3 separate regions of the Mus musculus genome follow, and all the other regions are linked to region 2. The links are chromatin loops, found by intact Hi-C in ENCODE. Cell type or tissue: heart. All regions are shown on one strand. Each heading gives the region's core, and the rest is flanking DNA. Links, peaks and the distances in the headings are about the cores only.

Evidence for each region. Hi-C counts contacts between places; a loop is a spot of excess contacts. Peaks named below come from ENCODE experiments on the same cell type or tissue, not always from the same donor. Only the 100,000 strongest peaks of a DNase experiment are listed, where the experiment ranks them.
Region 1: a loop joins it to region 2, with 8 times the contacts of the local background. A loop is called at or near these places in 11 of 42 quality-filtered maps.
Region 3: it touches region 2 in a loop (10-fold over the local background); 6 of 42 quality-filtered maps call a loop at or near these places.

What each region holds. Positions count from the first base shown.
Region 1 is chr9:4,300,741-4,309,295 of GRCm38, reverse strand. Aasdhppt (aminoadipate-semialdehyde dehydrogenase-phosphopantetheinyl transferase) reads left to right here. Exons shown (of 6, transcript NM_026276.3): 1 at 1-42; 2 at 377-602; 3 at 6,081-6,202; 4 at 6,665-6,826. Among named protein-coding and RNA genes, the nearest start is that of Aasdhppt, 4.5 kb to the left of the region's middle. In heart, for the core only: a CTCF peak has its summit at 4,228; no DNase peak of the experiment used is centred there.
Region 2 is chr9:3,331,681-3,340,235 of GRCm38, reverse strand. It overlaps Alkbh8 (alkB homolog 8, tRNA methyltransferase), which reads right to left and starts at 5,005. Exons shown (of 12, transcript NM_026303.1): 1 at 4,986-5,005; 2 at 1,645-1,780. The coding sequence starts at 1,773. In heart, for the core only: a CTCF peak has its summit at 4,732; a DNase peak (open chromatin) is centred at 4,745; H3K4me3 peaks cover 1,918 bases; H3K27ac peaks cover 1,394 bases.
Region 3 is chr9:3,398,470-3,407,024 of GRCm38, reverse strand. It overlaps Cwf19l2 (CWF19-like 2, cell cycle control (S. pombe)), which reads right to left and starts at 2,940. Exons shown (of 18, transcript NM_027545.2): 1 at 2,835-2,940. The coding sequence starts at 2,927. In heart, for the core only: CTCF peaks have their summits at 3,495 (motif pointing left) and 3,697 (motif pointing left); DNase peaks (open chromatin) are centred at 2,994 and 3,714; H3K4me3 peaks cover 1,736 bases; H3K27ac peaks cover 1,332 bases.

The DNA.
Region 1 (8,555 bases), core at 1,613-6,612, 970 kb before region 2:
ATCGGCAAGTTCGTGTTTGCCCGCGACGCCAAGGCAGCCTTGGTACTTGAGGCCTGCGACTTTTGGGAGGCGGGCCGGGCTGCGGACTCCCACGTGCGCTCGTGGCGTTGCGGTCTCGGAGCCTCCGGAGTGCGTGCGACCGTCTTCAGCCTTCGTATCCCGGAGGCCTGGGTCACTCACATCTAGTCTTCCCTTGTGAGGTTGCCTGTGGAGACCCTTACCCTAAAATTGGAGGCGGGGCCTATGGAGTAATCGTCTGTTTACTAATGAATGTGTTTATACTTTGAAACTTAGAAGCCATAAATATACTTTCTAAGCAGTGTACTTATGCGATTAGTAGATAGCAATACACACCGTGTGTTTTATGTCTGAACAGGCTGGTCGTTTGATGATAAGGAAATTAGTTGCAGAGAAATTGAATATCCCTTGGGATCATATCCGTCTGCAGAGAACTTCAAAGGGAAAGCCGGTTCTTGCGAAAGACTCGTTGAATCCATATCCCAATTTCAACTTTAACATCTCTCACCAAGGGGACTATGCAGTTCTTGCTGCAGAACCTGAGGTACAGGTTGGCATTGATATCATGAAGACTAGTTTTCCAGGTGATGGTTCACTTTTATGACATATTAAGTGTTTTATGTCTCAGATCTTAACTATTAGGCAGTTGTAAGTTTACTGGCAGTACTTAATTTACTGATAAAACATTTAACCAAAAAGGATGCATTTCCTTTAACTTTTATCTATAGAGACAGTAGATTCTATATTACTGTACCTTTTAACCCCTTTAAATTGTTAGCTACATTTTCTTTAGGTATCATCATTTTTCTAAGTATTTTTGTTTTTTTCTTGTTACAAAATAAGCGAGGCTGAATTACAAAGATGAGCTTCTTTAAGCTCATTGTTCTGAGTTCAAGGAAACCCTTGAGGACTGGGATAATAAGTTTATTAATGAAGGTGGTACCCGCTATGGCCTTGCAGTGCTCTTGTATTGGCAATTAAGCTTCAGCATGAATTTTTAAGAAGCCTTTTTGAAGCACAGCTCCAATGAAAGGACTTAATGGTATTGTTGAAGGCTTGTTCTAAAGTAACTGCTACTGTAGAGGAGTCAGGCTTATTTTTGTGAATAGTCCACATGGGTTTGTAGCTCTGGGGAAGCTTCATAGGAGCTTTTTCTGTAACTAGAAGTTAGTGGAGAGGCCATTAGACACTTAGAAAAAAGATAGATAGCACAGTTAGTGCCTATCTGGAAATAAACAGATTTTACAACCCATTTTGTGAGGGGTTGACTGTGGTCAGTACTGAATAAGGAAGTCATTATTAATTGACGTTTTAAATAGTAGGAAAGTATTAAGCAGATATTGAAGATTCTGTCTCTTGTTAATACTTTATTAATCCTTTGACACCCATCAATTTTGATTATAACCGTTTCCTTTTATAGTTTAACTGGCTCAAAGCTTATTATGTTCCAATAACACAGAGGAAGAGATCCATTCAGTTGGCACTAGTGTTGTGTCATTACCATTCCACTCATTTTCAAATTGTGATTGGGTGCTTCTTTTCTTAGTGATGATGAGAAGTAAATACCTGTTTGCTGCACTGGCAATTTATTAGACCAGAATAAGTGAGGTAGTTCATCAAGGAATATTCTTCAGTCTTGGTGAATGATGAAGTTATAATTTTTGATAGAAGGGGAAACCTACTCTGTACTACACATTGACAATTCCTGAGACAGAGTCAGCATAGAGGAGTGTTATTAGCATATCGAAGGAGACAATTCTCTTACCCACATTCTGTGTGTGTGTGTCCATAAGAAATATTACATAGGAGTGTTAATTCCCATATTACTTAGCCATGTTGGCTAAGTACTGTTCATTTCCCAATAGATTTAACTGTGGGATCTTAGCACAAGTTGTCAGTAGTATACATTTCTGATCAAGTATTTTTCTCATTTCTTAAGCTTTATTTACAGTTAAAGATGTTTACAGTTTTAGGTGAAGTAAAGGTATAGTTTAATGATTCAATTTAACAGTATTTACAAAATAACCATGAACAGTATAAAAATATTTAAGTTCAGGAAATAGTAAGAATTCTATTTGCATGATTTTGCAATTTCATATTTGTTTTTCTATTATAAAATATTTTAGATAGTAATTGCCACAATAAAAATAACTTTAAAATATTTTGAGAAACAATTCTAATTTTAATTAACTCAAGTAATTTAAAATGAGTGTTATTAGGTATACTGAAAAGCTTCTGTATTCCCAGCACTTTGGAAGTAGAAGCAGAAGCAAGACTATGAGTTCAAGTCTATCCTGAAGTACATTGACTTTCATCCCAAAAGATTTTGTTAACAGAATTGCTCTCTAGAGGAGCTATTGCATTATAAGTATAAATTAAATGTAGTTGGTGCAAATTAGGCCTGGATATACTAAAGAGTGGAAAAGCCTGTTTCTTGTCTCCTCTCATACCCTTTCTTCTGAAGTATTATATACTCCTAACTGGTTCTCTAGGTAGAGCTAAGTGATCTTTTGAGAAGGACACAGTTTTAAAGTTGTGAAATAGGTTCTCATTAGACATATAATAGAATTCAAACTCCTAAACATAACACTGTTATTGTGTTCTTTTGTACTTTCTATTCTCAGGCATGTTACTATTTCTCATTTCTCTCTAGTTTTCTTTGATCATTGTTTTCTGTCTGTTACAGTATTTTATTTCCTTTAATTAGATGTTGCTCAACTCCTCCTTACCTCCATCTTCCCCTTGATAAGTCATATTCTTTGAGAAGAATGGATAATTTTACTGCTTTGCTTTTAAATGTATGTGTGCTGATATTATGTATAGAGGCCAGAGGACACCCCACAGCAGCTGTCATTCTCAGAAATGCCACCTACCTCTTGAAACAGGATCTTTTCAACCTGTAGCTTACTGATTAAGCTAAACTAGCTAGATCCTGTGAGCCTTAGGGTTCCACATATTTCCTCCTCCCCAGCACTGGAATTATAAGGCTGTATACTTGTATTACTGGGCTGGTATTTTTTACATAAGTTCTGACGACCATTGAACTCAGGTCTATATATTATATATATAATGTTAGCACTTAACCATTTGAGCTTTCTTTGTAGCTGAATGGTAAGTTTTAACTGAGATGCTTTTATTAGTCAGGGTTCTCTAGAGTCACAGAACTTATGGGTAGTCTCTATATAGTAAAGGAATTTATTGGTGACTTACAGTCTGCAGTCCAATTCCCAACAATGGTCAGTAGCAGCTGTGAATGGAAGTTCAAGGATCTAGCAGTTGCTCAGTCCCAAATGGCAAGCAGGCGAAGGAGAGAGAGCCTTCCTTCTTCCAATGTCCATATGTAGTCTCCAGCAGAAGGTTTAAAGGTGTCCCAGATGACCTTGAACTCGGAGATCTCCCCTGTCTTAATCTGGAATCCATAGCCACTAAGCTTCAAGATCTGCAAACCAAGATCCAGGTTAAAAACTTCTATCTCCCAGCCTCCAGATTAGGATCACTAGTGAGCCTTCCAATTCTGGATTGTAGTTCATTCCAGATATAGTCAAGTTGACAACCAGGAATAGCCACTACAGTGCTATTATAATACATGTGTACCGGACACCTTGTTTTAGAATGATATAGATAGGCTTTGAAGTTCTGGTACTATAATAGACTGTTTTGTTTATAGGCCTACAATAGTAGCAAAATGTGTTGGTTGTTGGTGATTTTGTTATGGGGTTTTATTATGTTTAAAATAGACCAGTTATGTGATTTTGATTATGTAGAACATTTAGTTAGTAGCTGACATTCTTCTTTAGTAACTAAGCTTTAAGAAGGATCAAGTATTTCAACACTTAAGTGACAATTCACATTTTTCAGTCCTATACCTCTCATATGTATGTGTATATATATACACACACACACACATATATATATACATACACATACATACATATATATACATACATACACACACATATATACATATATGTATATATATACGTACACATACCTGTGTTCTTAATATTTTATAGGATGATTACATATATTGTAGTAGAAATCAATATATATAAATAATATTAAGAATTTGCCTATGTGTCTGCCCAGTAATGATGCTGGTATTTTGAGAGACAAATTTGTTTTTCTACTGGGATTTTCTAACGTTTTTCTTCTAATTTCCTATGGAGTAAAATAGAATATTTGGCCAGTATGCATTCCCCCATAACACCACAGGGTAGTGCTGCTGTCCTTTAGTTAGGTATTTAGAGATTCACCATTGACTGCTGTTTATTTTGTGCTTAAATATATAGGAAAGTGTACACACTGGTATTTTTTTCAGCCATAAGTAATGAGTTATAGTATTTCTTTATTGCCAGTATCCCAAATACAAATTAAGATATTCTTCCTCTTTATTTCATATATGCTACTTATGCCGGAGTCTACTTGAGAAGAATTTATCTTTTAAATTTTGTGGATGTGGGTTGTATGGGTTTGTAAATTTGGAGGCCAAAAGTTTTCATCAGTTTCCTCTTGTCACTAATACCTTTTTTAATGTTTGTGACATAATCTCTCACTGAATCAGAATGCTGGTCAGTGAGCTCTGGGGATCAGTTTCACCTCCCAACCGTGCCCTGACAAATACCCTTTCTGACAGTATTAGGTTATAGATACTGGCAGCTTCTGTACCTTTTACAGGTGCTGGGTAATCTAAGCTCAGATCTGTACTTCCTTAGCAAACTACTCATTGAACCATTTTCTTAGCCCTTTCACTTTTTTAAGACTAGATGCCAGAAACAGCGAATGAATCAGTTATTATTGAGAGGCATCCAGTAATTCTCAGTAAAGTGAAAATGAGCTTTGGATCACTAAAAGGATGCATGCCCCCAAATGGTCATAGTCTCTTGTTATACCATTCTCAAGGTCATAGAGCCATAGTTGTGATCTCAAGTCCTCCAGATTTCTGGGTTAAGGAAGGAGGGCCTGTTTCGAGACTTGACTATTGAAGTTGGAACTTGGGAGAGTCCTAAACATTTTTGCACAAGAACTGGTTTTTAATGTTTCCTTCTCTGACTTACTCTAGGCGAGGTATGTGGTTACTGCAGAAGTTCTAAATAGTACAAAAGAGTACAGTCTGTTGTGTTCCAGATCTCCTTGAGTGTCTAGATGTATATATTGATTTTGCTTTTACAGTAGTCATTTCAAGTAAGCAGTATACATTGTTGAACTACCTTCTAGTTACAAAATATTATACAACAGTTGTTTTCTTTTTCCCTTTAGTAGTGTTGAAGGGTCAAAATATAACATTAGTATGAATTTCTGAAATATATGTTGTCATACTTATGTATGACATTTTCTTTTAGATGTTTAAAATTTAGAACAAGTTTGACTGTCAACTATTCAGGTTTTTGGAACATGTTTCAGAAGCTAGGGTTTTTCTGCTTAATTATTTAACTCCTAATTTCACAAATTCTTATTAAACTGGTTCTTTTAGGCTAACACATGCTTGTTATCTTGAGTTATTCTTTTAATTTCTAATTTATATCAAAATTAACAATCAATAGAAAAGTATTTCTTTTGTTTTTGTTGGTTTATACTAATAGGAATTTTGGTTTTTTTGTTGTTGTTTTTTTGGTCTTTTGAGGCAGGGTTTCTTTTGTTGTTTTTGTTTATTTATAGTAATAGGAATTTTGGGTTGTTGTTGTTTTGGGTTTTGTTTTGTTTTTTTTTTTTTTTTTTTTTTTTTTTTGAGACAAGGTTTCTCTGTATAGCCCTGGCTGTCCTGGAACTCACTTTGTAGACCAGGCTGTCCTCGAACTCAGAAATCCGTCTGCCTCTCCCTCCCAAGTACTGGGATTGAAGGCGTGTGCCACCACGCCTGGCTATGCAGGGCCTTGCACATTCCACGCAAGCACTCTACTACTGAGCTACATTGTACCCTCACTTAGGATTGTTTTCTGAATAAGTTGCCTTTCCTGTTTGGGTAGTCCTCAGTAGTTTCAGTCATACAACAGCTTTTTAAGTTTTGTTTTTATGTTTATTTTTAATAGAATAAATTTTTAATTCTGTATTCGCTGATTTGGCAGGTCGTGGTTCAATTCCAGAATTCTTTCATATCATGAAAAGAAAGTTTACCAAAAAGGAGTGGGAAACAATCAGAAGTTTTAATGATGAATGGACTCAGCTGGATATGTTTTACCGGCACTGGGTACAATTCCTTTGTAATTCTATAATTATTCCATTATATTCACTAGAAATAAGAGTGAAAGATTTGTAGTTACTGCTAATACCATATAGTGCTTGATACAAATGGACAGATTCTTGAGAACTTTGGGATTTTTTTAAAAAATCTATATAACTCTATAGAAACACATGAACCTTATTTAACAGAAAATGTCACATCACAGTTCTTATAATTTAGTTAATTCTCTTAGCAACCCTTTGAGGATGGCATTGTTTGGTCATTACAGTTTACACTTGAGAGATCTTGAATAATTTACACAGACTGCTACTAAGATTGTTTTCGGTGCTATTACAATGAGCAAAATAAAACAATTACAACTTTATAGCTGTAACAAACATAGAAATCAAAATGTACTATATCTATTAATGTTATAAAAAGTTTTAGCTATTGAATCCTCTAAGAGAAAATGTCCCTTTTTCTCTCTAGGCACTGAAAGAAAGCTTCATAAAAGCCATTGGAGTTGGATTGGGATTTGAAATGCAGCGGCTTGAATTTGATGTATCTCCATTAAACATGGACATTGGTCAGGTTTATAAGGAAACCTGTTTGATTTTGGATGGGGAAGAAGAAAAAGAATGGGCCTTTGAGGTAAGGAATTTATTATAATTATTATAGCTAAGACATTCCATATTTATTCACGTATGTGCGAATAATCTAGATTGTTCCTGAAATTTATAAGAATGTCAACAGTGTAGAGTACATATCCATTGTGAGCTTGTGTAACTTTCTTTGAAAGTAATTCAATTCCTTTTAATTAGTAATTAAAATCTGATCATTAAAACTATCTTTCAAGACATAATGGTGCCTGCATTCAGTTTCAGTATTTGGGATCTCTGTGAATTGGAATCCAGCCTGGTATAATAAAAGCAGTTGGGATTTGTGTTTTCTAAATGTTACTGTCTGTCCTAGTTAGGGTTACTATTGCTATGATAAAAAGCCATTTGGGGAGAAAAGAGTTTATTTGGTTCACACTTCCACTTAGTCCATGCTAAATGAAATCAGGAGTAGAACTCAGGCAGAGTACAAACTTGGAGCCAGGAGCTACTACAGATGCCATGGAGAGGTGTTGCCTACTGGCTTGCTTAGCCCACTTTCTTGTAGAACTCAGAACCCAGCAAACACAATGAGTTGGACCATCTTACATCAATTACTAATGAAAATGCCCTATAGGCTTGCCTACAGCCCAATCTTCCTTTCTTCCTTCCTTCCTTCCTTCCCTCCCTCCCTCCCTTCCTTCCTTCCTTCCTCCTCTTCCTCTTCTTCCTCCTCCTCCTCCTGCTGCTCCTCCTCCTCCTTCTCCTCTTCTTCTTCTTCTTCTCCTTCTTTTCATGGTATATTTTCTCTATTTACATTTCAAATGTTATCCCCTTTCCCGGTTTCCCCAAGGAAACACCCTATCCCGTCCCCTGCTTCTATGAAGGTGTTCTCTCACCCACCCACCCACCCACTCCTGCCTCCCCACCCTGGCATTCCCCGACACTAAGGCATCTTGCCTTCACAAGGCAATCCTCTGCTACATATTGCAGTTGGAGACATGGGTACTCTGGTGGTGGTTTAGTTCCCTAGGAGCTCTGGTGGGGCTGCTTGGTTGATACTGTTGTTCTTCCTATGGGGTTGTAAACCCCTTCAGCTCCTTCAGTCCTTTCTTTAGCTCCTCCATTGGGGACCTAATGCCCAGTCCAATGGTTGGCTGTGAGCATCCACCTTTGTATTTCTCAGTCTCTGAGAGAGCCTCTCAGGAGAAAGCTATATCAGGCAAGGACTTCTTGGTATCCACAATAGTGTCTGGGTTTTGTGACTGTATATGGAATGGATGTCCAGGTGGGGCAGTCTCTGAATGGCCTTTCCTTCTCTCTCTGCTCCACACTTTATCTCCATATTTTCTCCTGTAAGTATTTTGTTCCCCCTTCTAAGAAAGGCCAAAGCACCCACACATTGGTCTTAGCCATTCTGACTGGTGTGAGGTGGAATCTCAGGGTTGTTTTGATTTACATTTCCCTGATGGCTAAGCATGTTGAACATTTCTTTAGGTGCTTCTCAGCCATTTGATATTCCTCGGTTGAAAACTTTTTTGTTTAGTTCTGTACCCCATTTTTAAATTGGGTATATTTGATTCTCTAGAGTGTAACTTCTTGAACTCTTCGTATATATTAGGTATTAGCCCTCTATTGGATTTAGGATTGGTAAAGATCTTTTTCCTGTATGTTGGTTGGTTGCTGTTTTGTCCTATTGACAGTGTCCTTTGCCTTACAGAAGCTTTGTAATTTTATGAGTTCCCATGTGCCTATTGTTGATATTAGAGCATAAGCTATCGGTG
Region 2 (8,555 bases), core at 2,022-7,021:
TTTCACAGGAAAAAGGATGGCTAAGTTGACTTATCCAATCATGCCTTGGTGTCTCCAGTGATCAGAGGCTACTTAGAAGTCATTAGTCACTTCATTAATAAATAAAAGACAAGCAGATTTACCTCTGAGAGTCCAAAAGCTTTAGCTATGCTATACTATGCCCAGCTTAGAAATAAAGCCCAGGTCAAAAATAATGCTCCTATCTAAATAAGAAGAGAAGTGAGGATTTAAACTGAGCTGTAATTTAAAGCCCAAGAAACTTTACAGTAGCTCATATCATCTTACTGCCAACAGACAGTGAAAAGGTTTTATAAATAAGGACTAATGAAAATATTTTGTATTATATAATCTAAATACTTTGTAACATAGAAAAGGGGAGAAAAGAAACAAGACTATATTAGGATATAAAAGATCTACCTTCAAGTTTCTATTCAATCACTAACTGGTTTATAATAGAGGAAATTAATCTCTCTAGATAGTTTTCCAATCTAGCTCATATAGAGTTTTAAAAAGAACTAAACATAATAATGATTGTTGAATTTGTATTATCAACTATAAAGACTTGTACAATATTATTACTAATATGTACCTGCAACATGCTCTAGCTCAATGGTTCTTATCCCGTGAGCCACAATCATTGAAAAACACATACTTCTGATGGGATTAGGAAATGAGACGCTGTTAAACAACAAAATTTAGCATGAAGTAGCAAGGAAAATAAATTTATGGTTAGGAGTTCCTAAGACCATCAGAAATATGTATTTTCCAATGGTTTTGACCTACAGATTGAGAACCACTGCTCTAGTTCAACTTCCACTAGTGAAAGGAATTCAAACTACAGACTAGGCTACCATATAAATGGAAAACTAGCACATCCTGCCACAATGTATATTTAATATGGGTGCAATACATAACAATTACAGCTTTGAGCTATCCTAAAGTATATTAACATAATACCCACGGTAGGGAGCTAACCATTGACCCTATAAATGATACTCTGCTATGCTTGCAGAATGGAGCCTAGCATAATTGTCTTCTGAAGAGCTTCATCTAGCAGCTAATGGAAACAGATTTAGGGATCCACGGCCTAACATTAGGTGGAGCCCGGGTAGTCTTATGGGAAAGTGAGGGATGGGACCGAGGGTCAAGGATAACACAAGATCTACAGAGTCAACTAACCTAGACATATAGGGGCTCACAGAGACTGAACCACCAACCAAAGAGCATGCATGGGATAGATGTAGGCCACCTACACATAGTTAGCAGATGTAAAGCTTGATCTTTATGTGTATCTCCTAAAAATTGAAGCCAGGGCTGTCTCTGACACCATTGCCTGCCTTTGGGTCCCTTTCCCTTAGCTAGGCTGCCTTGTCTGGCCTCAGTGAGAGAGGATGTACCTAGTCCTACTCCAATCTCATTTGCCTAAGTGGGTTGGTACCCATGGGGTGGAGGGCTGCCCTTTTCTGAGTAAAACGGGAGTAGGGAGGAATGGGGATGTAGTGATGGTACTGGGCAAATGTGGGAGGGCTGGGACTGGGATGTAAAGTAAATAAATTATGAAAAAAGAAACAACAAAAAAAACCCCATAATATATTAACATACTGGTACAGCCACATTCAAATGATAATAACAATTTAAGGTCACCTGAGTGGGATAAGACACTGCTTGGATGCCTTCATGTTTCAGCAACACATGCCTGGCTTTACTCTGTTTCCTTAAGAACTTCTTTTCCATTTTAGTGAGTTTCAAAACACCTTTATGATTGATATTCATAGTAATACTGTAAGTAAAATATATAAAAAATATGTTTTAAAAGTCTTGAAGGAACAATTATTATTCATACATTCTATACTTTATAAAATTTTCTGTGTTACGTAAAGAAAAAAAAAAAAGAAAGAAACTTTAGTTTCCTTTCCAAAAATCTAGAAAATGGAAAACAAATAAAAATGTAAAAATACTTCAGAATTTAACACAACATGCATAACAATTCATCTGTTAGCTTAAGTTTTCCATCATGATGTAAACTCTGGCAAAGTAGGAATGCCAGCATATAGTATGTGCCCAGGAAACATATGGAAAGAAGGAGTGAATGGTAACCAAGTGAGCATGTATGCCTATGATAGTCTCAGTGCTCTAACCATACAAGTGTAACATGGCACGTGGCTTTGTGGGAACTTGTGAGATGAGCAAAACAAGCACATACCTAACAATGAAAAGTTATGACATATCTCCATATAATTAACTGCTAATAGTATTTAACAGTATTACTGGGTTTTGTGGCATAACTAGAGACCAAAACACAAAAACAATGTTACTGAAAAAGTTTGTAAAACTTCAAATTAGAAGGAACAGAACAAATAGTCATTTTAAAAGAAGGTATTCAGAGAGATAATTGAAACAAAAAAAAGGAAAAAGGAAAAACGATAATGTCCAACAATAGTGAAATACAGACATAATTTGAAGGGTTCCCCCTCCCCACTTTCTTGTTGTTTTGTTTTGAAAGAGGGAGCCATGTATCTCCCAGGCTGGTCTCCAGATTGTGACAAGGCAGAGGATAACCTTGCATTTCTGATATCTACCTTTGAAGTGGGTATATACCCACATATCCAATATATGCTTATGTTTTGTTTATTCAGGCAGTTTCTTACTATGAAGACCTAGGTGACCTCAAACTCATAATGTTTATCCTGTCTCAGCCTTTGTATGCTAGGAATACAAATGTGCAGCATCATATCCAGCTGGCATAAAATTTTTTGAGTAGCATATGTTTACTGACCCTCTAGAATAAAGCTGCATACCTCAAAGTAAACAAACAAAATAAACAAATAAAATTATGTTTCAAAACAACTAAGGCAAGCCCGGTGTGGTGGTGCACGCCTTTAATCCCAGCACTTGGGAGGCAGAGGCAAGTGAATTTCTGGGTTCGAGGCCAGCCTGGTCTACAGAGTGAGTTCCAGGACAACCAGGGCTACACAGAGAAACCCTGTCTCAAAAAACAAACAAACAAACAAACAAAAAACAAAAAAACAACAAAAAAACCCAACTAAGGCACAGTCAAAACTCTAGTAGTTTGACAGTAGGAAAATGGCATTACTTCAGTTTCTTAGCAAACAAGTTAAGAGGTACAGTCAGTAAAGCAGGTTAATTGTAAATGATGATAGGACAATTCAGAATGAGAAGACCTGCACTAATCCACCTGTAGCAAGCAGAAATGTTAACCTAGTTTCTACTGGAGGCATAGAAGGAAAGGAAAGGAAAGGAGAGGGGAGGGGAGGGGAGGGGAGGGGAGGGGAGGAGAGGAGGGCAAGGATGAGAACAAAGTTCCCACAGGATCAATAGGCCTTGGCTGATTACTCAGATGTGAAGAACAGGGATCGGGTCAGTGCACAGCTGCTTGGATGCACCTGGCATGTGACAGGAGTAAGGTCACTATTAAATAGGATACTAGCCATCGCAGTTAGTTGTTCAGTTGCCTTCAGTCTGAGCAAATTCTCTGTTGGTAAGACGAGAACAAAGAAATAAAGGCTCTGCTACTAGTAAACTCTCAATATATCTTGTTGGATAGTACCCCAAGTACCAACTGTACTGTATCCGTGTCTGAGTTAGAAAATAGAGCTGTGGCTAGAGAGATGACTCTGGTTATATGTACTAGCTGCTCTTCCAGAGGACCCGGGTTCAAGTCCTAGCACCCACATAGTAATTCAAACCATTCACAACTCCAGTTCCAGATCTCACTCCTTCTTCTGGCATGTAGGTGGTATATAGATACACATGCAGGTGATACATGTCTTTTGAATTAATAAGCTATCCAAATTACATTATCTATTTAAAAAGAAAGCAGAGTTAAACATTAAGACTTAGAAAAAAATTACCGTTTCTGAATTACACACTCTATTTTTTCTTACACTCATTGTTTGTTATCTTCTGTAAGTGAATAGAAAGTTAAGTACATGAAGTAGTGATTTTGTCTGTATTATTCACCGGGTAGTACACAGCACTTAAACAGGATGTGATATGTAGTAGCGACTCATTAAATATACATATTTAAATAAACCTAAGCAGAATTTGCCATTTTAGCTATTAAACTCCGTAATTCTAATTTTGGCAGCCATCTTCAGCGATTTCCGTAACACCCACCGAGTGAGTATCCCAATTATCTGCATGTGTTGGAGTCAGAAACTCTCGTCTACAATCTTGGGTACCTGCTAAACAGCTAGAGACAAACGTTAAACGAAATCATCAAAACCACAGTCTGACACTACTTGACCCCAGAAGCAGAAGGACTGATCAAGAAAAAAATATAAGGCAGATGTGGGCCAAGAGTGCCTTGCATATCCGTGCTTCACAGAATTGATGCTTGCTGAAAAACGACTAAAAGCAAGGGTTGGTCTTCAACCCCTATGGCAGCTAATACAGACACCGCTAGGCATCCATCATATGCCAAACATAAGGACATTAGATCCTACCAGGGTTCCCAACGGCCTTACCTCCCCAACCCATAAACTGCACTCTTCGCGGTCTGAGTCGGCCCATGCTGGTCAGGACAGAGCAGACAGGGAGCTGAAAGGAGTAAGCCAGGATTTGCGATCCTCCATATCCCCAGGCCCCAATCAGGTGGCGTACACTTTTCTCTCTCCTCACCAGAAATGTTCACCTCCCAGCTGCTTTGTCAATCGCCAGCCTTCCCCGGTGCAGCCTGACCACCTATGCTCTGACACCCTTTCAACCGGACGCCGCCATGTTGCAGACAATAGTACTACATTTCCCATGAGTCCCTGGGGCTACCACAACCCCCTTCGGGACTCAAATTCTTTGTTGACCCTTTCTCCGCCAAATGTCTGTAAACTGCTGCTTGAAACAGAAAATTTGGCTGCTTTATTTGGGTGAATAGTAATCGTTGGAATAGGACCTACAACTATCACGTTACTAAATGCTAAACATTTGATCTTATACTCACAAATAACTGTAGTCTTAAGGGAACTTACCTGTGTAAACCACACCAATCGAAATGCAGAGCTGTAGAGTTCAGTCTCAACTGACATCTACAGCACAACTCCTATACCTCAGGCTTAGAACACTGCAGAGAAAATGGAGGTGGAGAAACGGAAGTTTACTGTGAATTGTGTCTCCTGGGAACATCAGAAGCCACACCCATAAAGTCTCTCTAGTGTGACTGCCTATACTGAACTGAACAAAGACAATGAAAACGGTTGTGTTTGTGTGGTCAGGCAAAGAGTCGAGAACGTCTAAACCCTACACAAAGAACAATATGCAAATAAGGAATTCTGAGAGCAAGAGAAATACTTTTCTCCAGGGAAGAGCACGCCAATTGTTTATCCAACAATGAATGATCAGCCTGAAAACACTTAAATACAAGAAACATTGTACAATTTGTATTAATGTATGTATGTACAATTAATAATAAAAGAGGTGATGAATTTGAAAGAGCAAGGACGATGGGTATAGGAGAGGGTTTGGAGGTAGGAAATGCAATGAGTAAATTATAATATAATCTAAAAAACCAGAAAGAGTAGAAACTCTAAAACAGAAGAAACTGGATCTACTTCAGGAAAGATATTTCAAAGTAAAGTTTAAATGGCAGAAAAATTAAAGACAATAATTATATCCCTATTATGAGATTGACTCATGACAAAAAAACAGTAACAGTATTGTTTTTAATTTGTAGTATTTACTCAACTCCACATTGTTAGGCCTCAAAGAAAGAGGGACAAATCACTGACTGAAGTGCCTACTAAAACATCAATGCAAATACTTGCAGCTCTCTGCAACATTACTCAGTACCTGTTGCTCCTCCCAGCACTGCTCACCTCTCCCCTTCCCCTAAACCTTTCCATCTCAGGGACTAACTTTCTGCTTCTTCCCTTCCCGACTTATTGATCTCCATATAACATAGCTATTTTGGACACTGGGTCTCTTGGCCTATTGGCTCCTATCTGGTTCTACTCCTGGCTCTTTCTTGGTACACTTGCATCCCTCTCTTCTCTCTTACCCCCTCCCAACCCCCCAAAGCCAAGCTCTGTCTGTTGGCCATGTTCAGTATAAACACTTCCAGATGTTTCTGGCTATTCTCTCCCTCATATCTACAATAAACCTCCTCTTCAAAACATACCTTGGGGCAGTCATGTTGTTTGATTTTTCCTATGAAGACTTGGGAACCAGATGCTGGGAAGAAAGCCTGCTAGCTCTGCGAGGCAGAGAAAGTACCCAGTTGACCTTCCTCCTCAGCCAATGTCCCAGAAGGAATACCCCTTAAAAAATGCCCACCTTAAAAAAAATCTTTTTTAAACTGAATTTTCTTCCTTCTTACTTCCTGTGTGTCTCTCTATCCATCCTTCTGACATACTCTTACTCTCTTTGGTTCTTTTCTCAATAATTCTATAGTCATTTCTTGTCAAGTGGTTGCTTTCTCTAACTCTTGACTTTATTTAATCCTGTTTACACTACTCAGACAGAAAGCTCTTGCATTAAAAGTATGTGCTAAGACTGAGCCACACCACCACCACCACAACAAAAAATTTCCAGTAAATCACATAATCTCAAGGTACACACAGTATGATTAAATATCCTTCAACATAGTCATGTTCTCATTTGTTTTTCATCCGGTGCAGAAACCACCACAGAAATAACACAAATTAGTTTCTTTTAAAGGTAGCTGGTCTCTCTAAATTATGCTGACTATTTGAATCTCTTAAGGTCTGTAGGGATAATTTCTTTCTGCTGACTTTTGCCACCTACCCATTTTGGCTATAAATTCTAGAGTCTTGATTCTTATCTATTCAACTATTCTCAACTACTTGGTAAGTGTCTCTCTGGCTCTTAGAGCTACCATGTCTATGTGGGCAACTATACCCATGTAGTCATCTCTCTTTCCCCCCTTTTCTCCTCTACTTGATAAATGTCCCCCTGTAGCTGCCAGCTTCGTCTGCTATTACTACAAAATCTGCACCAATGTGCCAGCAATTTTCTCTAACCTGTCTGGGGTTGCCAATCACATGGAAAGGGACATTTCTTCTCTGCAATCTGGGACATTTATCTCAAGCAAGTCTTTCATCTGCTCTGGGACACCTGGGATTGAAATTTGTGTCATTAAGACTTCTCTTTGTGCATAGTTCCTTCTTAGAGCTTTCTCTAGTCAGTCTCCCCTTAGGACCTGCCTGGAATCCTGCAAATCTTAAAGCCAGTCTGAGCCACTGTACTGTCTCTCAGCTCCCTTTTGAAGCTTTCCTCCACTTTGGAGTTCCATTTATGACCCTTTTTAGTTTGCACCCCAGACTCAGGTTTTATTAAGGTCGCACAGTCTTACTGTAAATGGCTTGGCCTTGGTACAGCTCCATAACAAAAGATTGGCATACTTCATTTCTATATTATCTTTTATGGTAACAACCTCTACCATTGCATAAACAAATAATTTCCAAATCTTTTACATCTAAATGTTCTTTTGCTACCCTTCCAAAAGTCTCTTATCTCCAAAGTGTTTCTACTTTCTAGTCTTAAAAATCTTTTATCTCGGGGCTGGTGAGATGGCTCAGTGGGTAAGAGCACCCGATTGCTCTTCCGAAGGTCCGAAGTTCAAATCCCAGCAACCACATGGTGGCTCACAACCATCCGTAACGAGATCTGACTCCCTCTTCTGGAGTGTCTGAAGACAGCTCAGTGTACTTATATATACAATAAAAATAAATAAATCTTTAAAAAAAAAAATCTTTTATCTCTACAATTTCTCTACTCTGAAAAAAAGTCTTTTAAAACCATGCTATATACTACCTCAAGATTTGTAAGTTCATTGGACAGGGTTAAAAAAAAATCTGTAACAAAATTTAACTTAAACCTATAACAAAAGTCTTATAGGTAAAAAAAAAAAAAATCTACACATTGTTACTCTTAATGTGCTACAACATTCTATATGTGTGTAGTGGCTATTCCTGGTTGTCAACTTGACAATATTTGGAATGAACTACAATCCGGAATTGGAAGGCTCACCAGTGACCCTTATCTGGAGGCTTGGAGATCCTTATCTGGATCTTGGTTTGAAGATCTCGAGCCATAGTGGCTATGGATTCCAGAAGATTGAATCTCCGAATTTAAGGAACACACCTTTAATCTGGGCTACGCCTTTCATCTGGGATTAAAGGTGTGGTGGAACACACCTTTAATCTGGGCTACACCTTCTGCTGGAGACAATATAAGGACATTGGAAGAAGGGAGTCTAGCTCTTGCTCTTGCTCCTTCGCCTGCTTGCTGCGTGAGACTGAGTAACTGCTAGATCCTTGGACTTCCATTCACAGCTGCGACTGAACAATTGTTGGGATTTGGGCTGCCGACTGTAAGTCATCAATAAATTCCTTTACTATCTAGAGACTATCCGTAAATTCTGTGACTCTAGAGAACCCTGACTAATACAATGTGTGATTCAACTTTTGTTTTGAATATGCTGTATATGAAACTTGGATTCAACTATTGCTTAAAAAATGTATCTATCACCGGGCGGTGGTGGCACATGCCTTTAATCCCAGCACTTGGGAGGCAGAGGCAGG
Region 3 (8,555 bases), core at 1,225-6,224, 68 kb before region 2:
AGAAATTAATCTGATGGTTCCTCAGAAAATTGGAAATAGCTCTACCTGAAGACCCAGCTACACCAATCCTGGGCATATACCCAAAAGATGCTCCAACACTATAACAAGGACATATGTTCCACTATGTTCACAGCAGCCTTATTTATAATAGCCAGAAGCTGGAAACAACCCAGATGTCCCTCAACGGAAGAATAGATACAGAAAATAAGGTACATTAACACAATGGAATACTGCCCAGCTATTAAAATGACAACTACGAACTTTGTAGGCAAATGGATGGAACTAGAAAATATAATCCTGAGTGAGGTAACCAGACCCAAAAGAACATACATGGTATGTACTCATTGGTAAGTGGATACTAACTGAAATACTCAGAATACCCATGATACAACCCACAGATCATATTAAGCTTAACAAGAAGGAAGGGCATAGCGTGTATGCATCAAACCCACTTAGAAGGAGGAACAAAATAATCACGGGAGGCAGAGGAAAGGAGGGTTCTGGGTGGGAAAGGGGCGGGGAAGGAAAGGAGGGGCCAGCGGAGGCAGTACCAGGTATTGGAAGAGACAGGAGATAGGAGAGAAGTCCATAGGCCCAGGAGAAGGAATAGAAATAAGTACCAGTGGGGGTGGGGAACTTGGGGAAGTACTAGAAAGTCCTCAACACCAGGAATTCGAGAGACTCCCAGGACCCAATGGGGATGACATTTGCCAAAATAGCCAACAGTAGGAAGATAGAACCTGAAGAGATCATCTCCAGTAGATAGACATGGCCCCCATGGGAGGGATGGGGCCAACCCCTACCCCATCTAAAAAAATTTAACTCATAATTGTCCCTATCTAAAGGAAATGCCAGGACAAAAATGGAGCAGAGGCTGAAGAAAAGGCCATCCAGAGACCTCCCCACTGTGGGATCCATTCCATCCACAGACACCAACACACTCCCCACCCCCCTTACTATTGCTGAAGCCAAGATGTGTTTGCAGACAGGAGCCTGGTATAGCTCTGAGGGGCTTTGCCAGCACCTGACTAAGAGAGATGCAGATACTCACAGCTAACCATTGAACTGAGCCTGGGGATCCTAATGGAAGAGTTAGGGGTAAAGGAGCTGAAGAGGATTGCAACCCCATAGAAAGAATAACAGTATCAATTTAACCAGAGTTCCCAGGAACTAAACTACCAACCAAAGAGTCCATGGCTCCCCCTACATATGTAGCAGAGGATTATTGCCTCATCTGGCATCAATGGGAGGGGAGGTGCTTGGTGCTGTGGAGGCTTGATACCCTAGAGAAAGTGGATGCTAGAGGACTGAGACAGGAGTGGGTGGTGGAAGGGGAAGTACCCTCTTAGAGGCAAAAGGGAGGAGGAAGGGTGGAAGGATTTGTGAAGAGGAGACTGGGAAGGGGAATAACATTTGAAAGATAAACAAAATGATTAATAAAAGGAAGTTATTAATAGCTTTCCTTTGGGACTACCAATCTTCACTAAATTTGGGTACAAATCACACACAGTATTCAGTACAAGACTAACATATATCCTCTTTTCTCTCTGTCTCAAATAGGATTTGGAATCACTTTAACCTTCATTGTCACTGTGGCTAGTTCTTTAGACTTTCCCAAAAGTTATAAATCTGACCTTTTTCCATGCCTTCAAAATAGACAGTGCCAATACAATTGACTCAGAAAAGTTATCCTCTTAAAAAGAAAGAACCATATGGCTAATTTCTAGTCAGCAGTCAACAATAGTAATACAATGCAAGAAGTTTCTTCTGCTTTCTCATCCATCTGTCAAAATTCCTAAGCTGACTTTGGTCCTTATCAAACTGTATGTAGATTTGTCTAAAATTCTTCACAGCTGACAAAGAGTTTCTTCCAAAAACTGTTTGAAATATCAAACAGACAGTCATTATGATTATTCATTATATCTATTTTGAAATCAGCCAATATTCATGATGCTTTATCTGACCAAGACTAACTGCCCACCCATCCCCTTAAAATGTGACTGAAGGAAGGCATTACTCATTCTTCCTATTTATTTTCTACTCTCTATATGCATTTAAACTTATTTAAAATTCTTTTATCATAAAACAAAAAACCCAAAACATAGTCACGGAACATTCCGTTGTTCAACTACAAATTCATCTTTTTCACTGTCACAATTAATCAGGAATAACTGTCAATAACTGTTCAATAATTTACTTCTTCCGTTTTTATAAACTCCATACATTTCAATGTTAATGAGAATTCTGTTTCCAAAACCTGGGGTCGGGGAGCACATATTCTGAGTCTCTTATGCTAAAACAGTGTTTCAATCAGTAAAGGCTGGCCTAAGCCTGGAGTTGAAAGGAAAACGTGGAGGAAACACCAACGTATTCAAATGTGTCCTACTTCCAATAAGCCGGGGCAATGACTCATGCTTCGAATTAACTGGTAAGAAGAGTCCTCGGATGTGACACTGGACACAGAAACTGAGCAATCCAGGCGGCTGAAATATCAAGAGTGCTTAAAAACTAAGGAAACTGGAAGGAAACCAATCAATCTTTTTGCGGAGAGAAATAGCAAATGGAGCCGGTCCGAGCGTTTAGAAGACAACTGCATTGGAAAAAGACCAAAATCAGACAAGGTGAGATACCGAAGTAACGAGAGAAGTGAGTGGACTATCTCCCAGGATTCTCAAGTCCTACAACTTTTAAATAACATTCCGAAACCGTAAGATTTATAAAACGAAAGTATTTCAAGAACTAAATCTCGGAAAGCGATTACCTAGCATGCAGAAGCCCTTAGTACAACCCCAGTTTTAAAAAGGAAGAAAGAAAATTCTCCAAAGCCGGGATACCTGGCGTAACACCTCGGCCCTGGCATTACGGGTCTGTTCTTTTCGCTCTTCGATACTGCTAGCACTTTCAAATCTTACACTAAACGCCTCCATAGTTGTTGCCGTCGAAAAGCAAGGACGCCGTCGGGAAACCTCGGTTTACGACTGTCGTAATTTAGAAACCGAATCTGCATTTCAAAATAGTAGGGAAGGGGCGTTACTATGCCAACAGAGCAGGCGCAGTTCCGAATGTTTCGCCTGTGAAAGGTTCAGCGGAAACTTGTAGCCTGCTGGAGAGTTGATCTTTCAGATGTACTAGGTTCGCTAAGCGCTGAGTTAATATAAACATGCGTTATTATGAGCCCTGCGATATATTAACTCATTTCTCAATAGGACTCTTAAAACACTCCAGTAAGCTAGAAGTTACTTACTTCCCCCTTCTTGCCTGACTTCCTGTGACTGTGCATCAACCTGAAGGGAACCTGATCAGAAAGTCAGAACGTGGGGGGAAAAGGGAAAAACAAAAATTGCTCTTAAGAATCAGTATAGGGGCTGGAGAGATGACTCAGTGGTTAAGAGCACTGACTGCTCTTCCAGATGTCCTGAGTTCAATTCCCAGGAACCACGTGGTGGCTCACAACCCTCTGTAATGGGATTGAACGCCCTCTTCTGGTGTGTCTGAAAACAGTGACAATGTACTCATATAAGTAAAATAAGTAATTAAAAAAAAAAGTTCAGTATTTTTCTTTGATGGGTGTCTTGAAATATATTTAAAACTGGGGTAGAGAGATGGGTCAGTGATTTAGGTGCTAACTGTTCTTGCAAAGGACCTAAGGCCACATCCAGGAACTCACAGGGATCATCAAAACCATCTCTAGCTCCATTTCCAGGAGATCTCCCTCTTCTGGCCTCCACAGGCATTGCAACTACATGATGACATAACACTCATTAAATAAATAAATAAATAAATAAATAAATAATTCTTAATTATTTGGAGGTCAAGACTTGGTGTTGCACAAGCCTGGGTGCAGGAAGAGTCCTCATCACCCAGAAGAAAGATGCCTTGGTTGTGTGGTTATCTCTCATAAAGAAAAAACAGTGACCTCTGTTGTATTTATTGCATCTTGCATAATTAAGTCTCTGTATCAAAAGACTAGCCCCATCTGTGCTTCATTTGATTCGCCCACTAGGATAGAAACAGGAAAGTTGAAATAAGCCATTTCTATCTCCTTTTGCCCATATCAACTCAGCAAATTTAAGATGACAAACTTGAATGGTTACAACCCCTTTATTTGATTCATTATGTTTGTGAGGCAGCACTCCAGTTTGTGCATCTGAAGCAAGGATAACCAGCCAATTCAGAGTTGATAGGAAGGGCTAATATACCTGCCCACGCATTACCAAAGGCACTCAAAAAGACTTGCCATGAAATATTGAAGGCTAAACGCACTGATGATTTTCGAAAACCTTGCTTCTCCGTAGGGAGAGCTTTGAAATTTCTTTTGTTGTTGTTGTTGTTGTTGTTGTTGTTGTTGTTGTTGAGAAGCAATACTCATGAGTCCTTGTACCAAAAAGAGTCAAAAGAAATAAAAATATCAAGAAACTAATAACCAGATTTTGTTTCTTTCTCTCTTATCTTCTCATCCAAAGATACAATGGTGATGAGAGGACGGACTGATATTGTTATATCTAAGGTAGAGTAGACAGTCATACCCTGGCTAATAGTGAGGAGCAGACTGTATCCACATTCATTCTACAGGGCCTGCTCTGCTCCATCTGTGTAAAGAAAACCACAGGTAAGGCCTAAGCCCTGCTAGACACTAAAATGTCCTCTGTGAGGACAGTCTAGGTGCAGACATGCTGAAATCTGGCCTTCTAGTGAGTCTAGGAATGTGTCATGCATATCAGTTAGCCTTTCACTGTGCTTTTAAAAATTGTCTGAGGATGAAGAGATGGCTCAGTAAAAGTACTACTCATGTGGAGGTCCCACTTTGGGTTTCTGGCACCTACATGACAGGCCCCTGTCATGTGTAACTTCAGTTCCAGTGGGTGAGATGTACTCTTCTGGTCTCTGTGGGTACTGTTTGCATATGGTGTACTTACATAGAGACAAAACACTCATCTACATGAAAGAAAAATCAATTAATCAAAACGTTTTTAATAGATTCATAATCCTTACCAAATTAGACATCTTGTTTGAAAATAATTATTCACATGAAAAAACATTTTGAAGAGATTAGGTTAAATTTCATCATCATGTATAAGGCAACTGTCAAGATCAATAAAGATTATCCACAAAACTGACCATAAAATAAAGGCATATAGTGTGTGAAAACAATAATGCATGGTAAAATGCATAAATCAACATGCAATGTATATAGAACATGCAATTATTTCACCAGAGAAAGAAGAGTCAGGCAGACAGACAGACAGACACAGACACAGTGTCTTTCTTTGAGACTGAAACATACCCTATGAGGATGACCTATGTCATCCCAACTATATGTTCTAGTTCACATAAGACAATCATTTTATATATTTATATCAGTTTCCCTGGTGATTATCGACTGTCCCTTATTTAGCTTCAGAAAGAGTCACAGTTTAGATCAGTAATCACATAACCACTCTAAGAGTAATCCTATTTCAACTCCTCTTCAATATGTAGTTGGCTGCCTTTAAGGGTAAGATAAGAACCAAAAAAGACCAAGAGTCTTTTCTGACAATAAGCTGTACCCAGTAACAGAGATTTGAAATTCTGTTCCCAGCCCCTGAATCTGTGATGATTTCAGAAATATTAGTGAGGCATTAAGTGCACAGGTTCAAAATCAAGATTTGCCAGACTAAATAACTCTGCCATTTATTTAGTCATGCCACTTTAAATTATCTGCTGCATTTGGTTTTTTAACTGTAATGTGGTTAACACTGTATGTTCCAACTTCTGTGAGAATACAATGAGCCAAAGCATGTGGGGGTTTGAAACTATATGCTAAGTGTAAATCAAGGGCAACAATTATGAGACACTGGTATTATCTCCAAGTCAATGACTTAATTGTATATCCTATTCACCTTTGTCAAATTAATATAGCCTAGAGTCATCTTAGGCCTTGATTGAGAGATTGTCCAGATCACTTTGACCTGTGGGCATGAGTTGGGGAGAGCTACATTGGCTGTTATTTGATGTAGGAAAAAGCAGTCCACTTTGAGTGTCACCATTCTTTATCCAGGTGGTCTCACATTATATAACAAGTATGAGCAAGTGAGCCATTAAGCAAACAAGCAACATCCCTCTATGTTTTCTGCTTTAAGGTCATGCCCTACTTTCTTCAGTGATGGACTATGACCTGAAAGTGTAAAGCAGATGAATCCTTTCCTCCTATTAGTTGCTTTTGGCCATTGTCTTTGTCACAGCACTAGAAAGGAAATAGAACACTGTACTGGCTGGGTTTGTGTATCAACTTGACACACACAGGCTGGAGTTATCACAGAGAAAGGAGCTTCAGTTGGGGAAACACCTCCATGAGATCCAACTGTAAGGCATTTTCTCAATTAGTGATCAAGTGGGGAGGGCCCCTTTTGGGTGGTGCCATCTCTGGGCTGGTAGTCTTGGATTTATAAGAAAGCAGGCTGAGCAAGCCAGGAGAAGCAAGCCAGTAAAGAATATCCCTCCATGGCCTCTGCATCAGCTCCTGCTTCATGACCTGCTTGAGTTCCAGTCCTGACTTCCTTGGTGATGAAGAGCAGTATGGAAGTGTAAGCTGAATAAACCCTTTCCTCCCCAACTTGCTTCTTGGTCATGATGTTTTGTCCAGGAATAGAAACCCTGACTAAGAAAAACACCATGCTAAAATACTCCTTTTCTCTCCAATCTTTATGGTATAAAAGCCTTCTACAATCATTGCATTTTCGTTAAAAATCATGTAAGAAATAAGGAAAGTATTTATCAGTGGGTTTTTAAGCATTAGAACACGTGATGGTTTGTATATTCTTGGACCAGGGAGTGGCACCATCTGGAGGTGTGGCCTTGATGGAATAGGTGTGACCTGGTTGGAATAGGTGTGTCACTGTGGGTGTGGGCTTAAAACTCTCACCCCAGTTGCCTGGAAGTCAGTCTTCCACTAGCAGCTTTTGGATGAAGACATAGAACTCTCAGCTCTGCCTGAGACATGACAGCCTGGATGCTGCCATGCTCCCACCTTGATGATAATGGACTGAACCTCTGAACCTGTAAGCCAGCCCCAATTAAATGTTTTTTATAAGACTTGCCTTGGTCATGGTGTCTGTTCACAGCAGTAAAACCCTAACTAAGACAGAACATATCATGAATTCTCTTTAGTGGAGCACCAAAGTAGTTTGTATTCAGATGCTGTTTTGCCTACAAATAACCACCACCATTTGTGGTCCCCATTAGATCAGTGTCCAGATGAATTTTAAAAATAAAAGGTTAAGGTAGAGATGTCACCATGGTAAACATTTTCATTATCATTTATGAGTAAAATCATGGGAAATATTCTCTTCCCTTCTGACTCTTGTAAACACTGATCATCACTGAGTTCACATATATCCAATATGTAATCCAAAGTTTATAATTCCTATACCACTTTGTTTCACATGCATAATTTCTAATCATCACAACAATTATGTATTCACTTAAAGTTAAAGTATTCTATAAATCTCATCTCTTTTTTTTGTTTTTGTTTTTTGTTGTTGTTGTTGTTGTGGGGGTTTTTTTGAGAAAGGGTTTCTCTCTGTATAGCCCTGGCTGTCTTGGAACTCACTTTGTAGACCAGACTGGCCTCGAACTCAGAAATCCACCTACCTCTGCCTCCCGATTGCTGGGATTAAAGGCATGCTCCACTATGCCCGGCTTCATCTCTTACTTTCTTATTCACTGTATAAAAAAGACTTTGTCATTACCAAGTTGAAAAAATGATGGATCAGACAATGTATGAAAGTGTCTTTCCCTAACATCACACTGTTACTAACTTTTTTGTTGTTTGTTTGTTTGTTTGTTTTTTGTTTCCTAAGCTTGGACTTTCTTACTACTCCTATAATGGTGTTTGGTGTGGGTTTAAAAAGAGAACAGAACCAAATCCTAGTTCTCCATTAGAGTACATAAAATCACCTCAGATGGCTGTCAAATGCAAACACCTGAATTCCAGCCCAAAACAGTGAAGCTCCTGTACCTAGACAGACCTAAAAATTGGTCCTCAATTGGAAAGGGCCAGGTGAACATTCAGGTACTGAGCCACCACATTGTGAGAAACATCATTCTAGGTGATGACACCCTACATGGAAATTGTAGGGAAAACTCCAAAGAGCCATTTTATCCAAACAAAATGGTAATTTAAACATAAGAATTAAAATAATTAGCAGGTATTATAAATAAGGGTCCTACTAACATAGTGGAGCATGTGCCCTTATTACAAGTTAGAGCATCTTCTGAGTATATGCCCAGGAGTGGTATAGTTGGGTCCTCAGGTAATACTATGTCCAATTTTCTGAGGAACCACCAGACTGATTCCCAGAGTAGTTGTAACAGCTTGCAATCTCACCAGGAATGGAGGAGTGTTCCTCTTTCTCCACATCCTTGCCAGCATCTGCTGTCACCTGAGTTTTTCATCTTAGCCATTCTGACTGGTGTGAGGTGCAATCTCAGGGTTGTTCTGATTTGCATTTCCCTGATGACTAAGGATGTTGAACATTTCTTTAGGTGATTCTCGGCCATTCAATATTCCTTAGTTA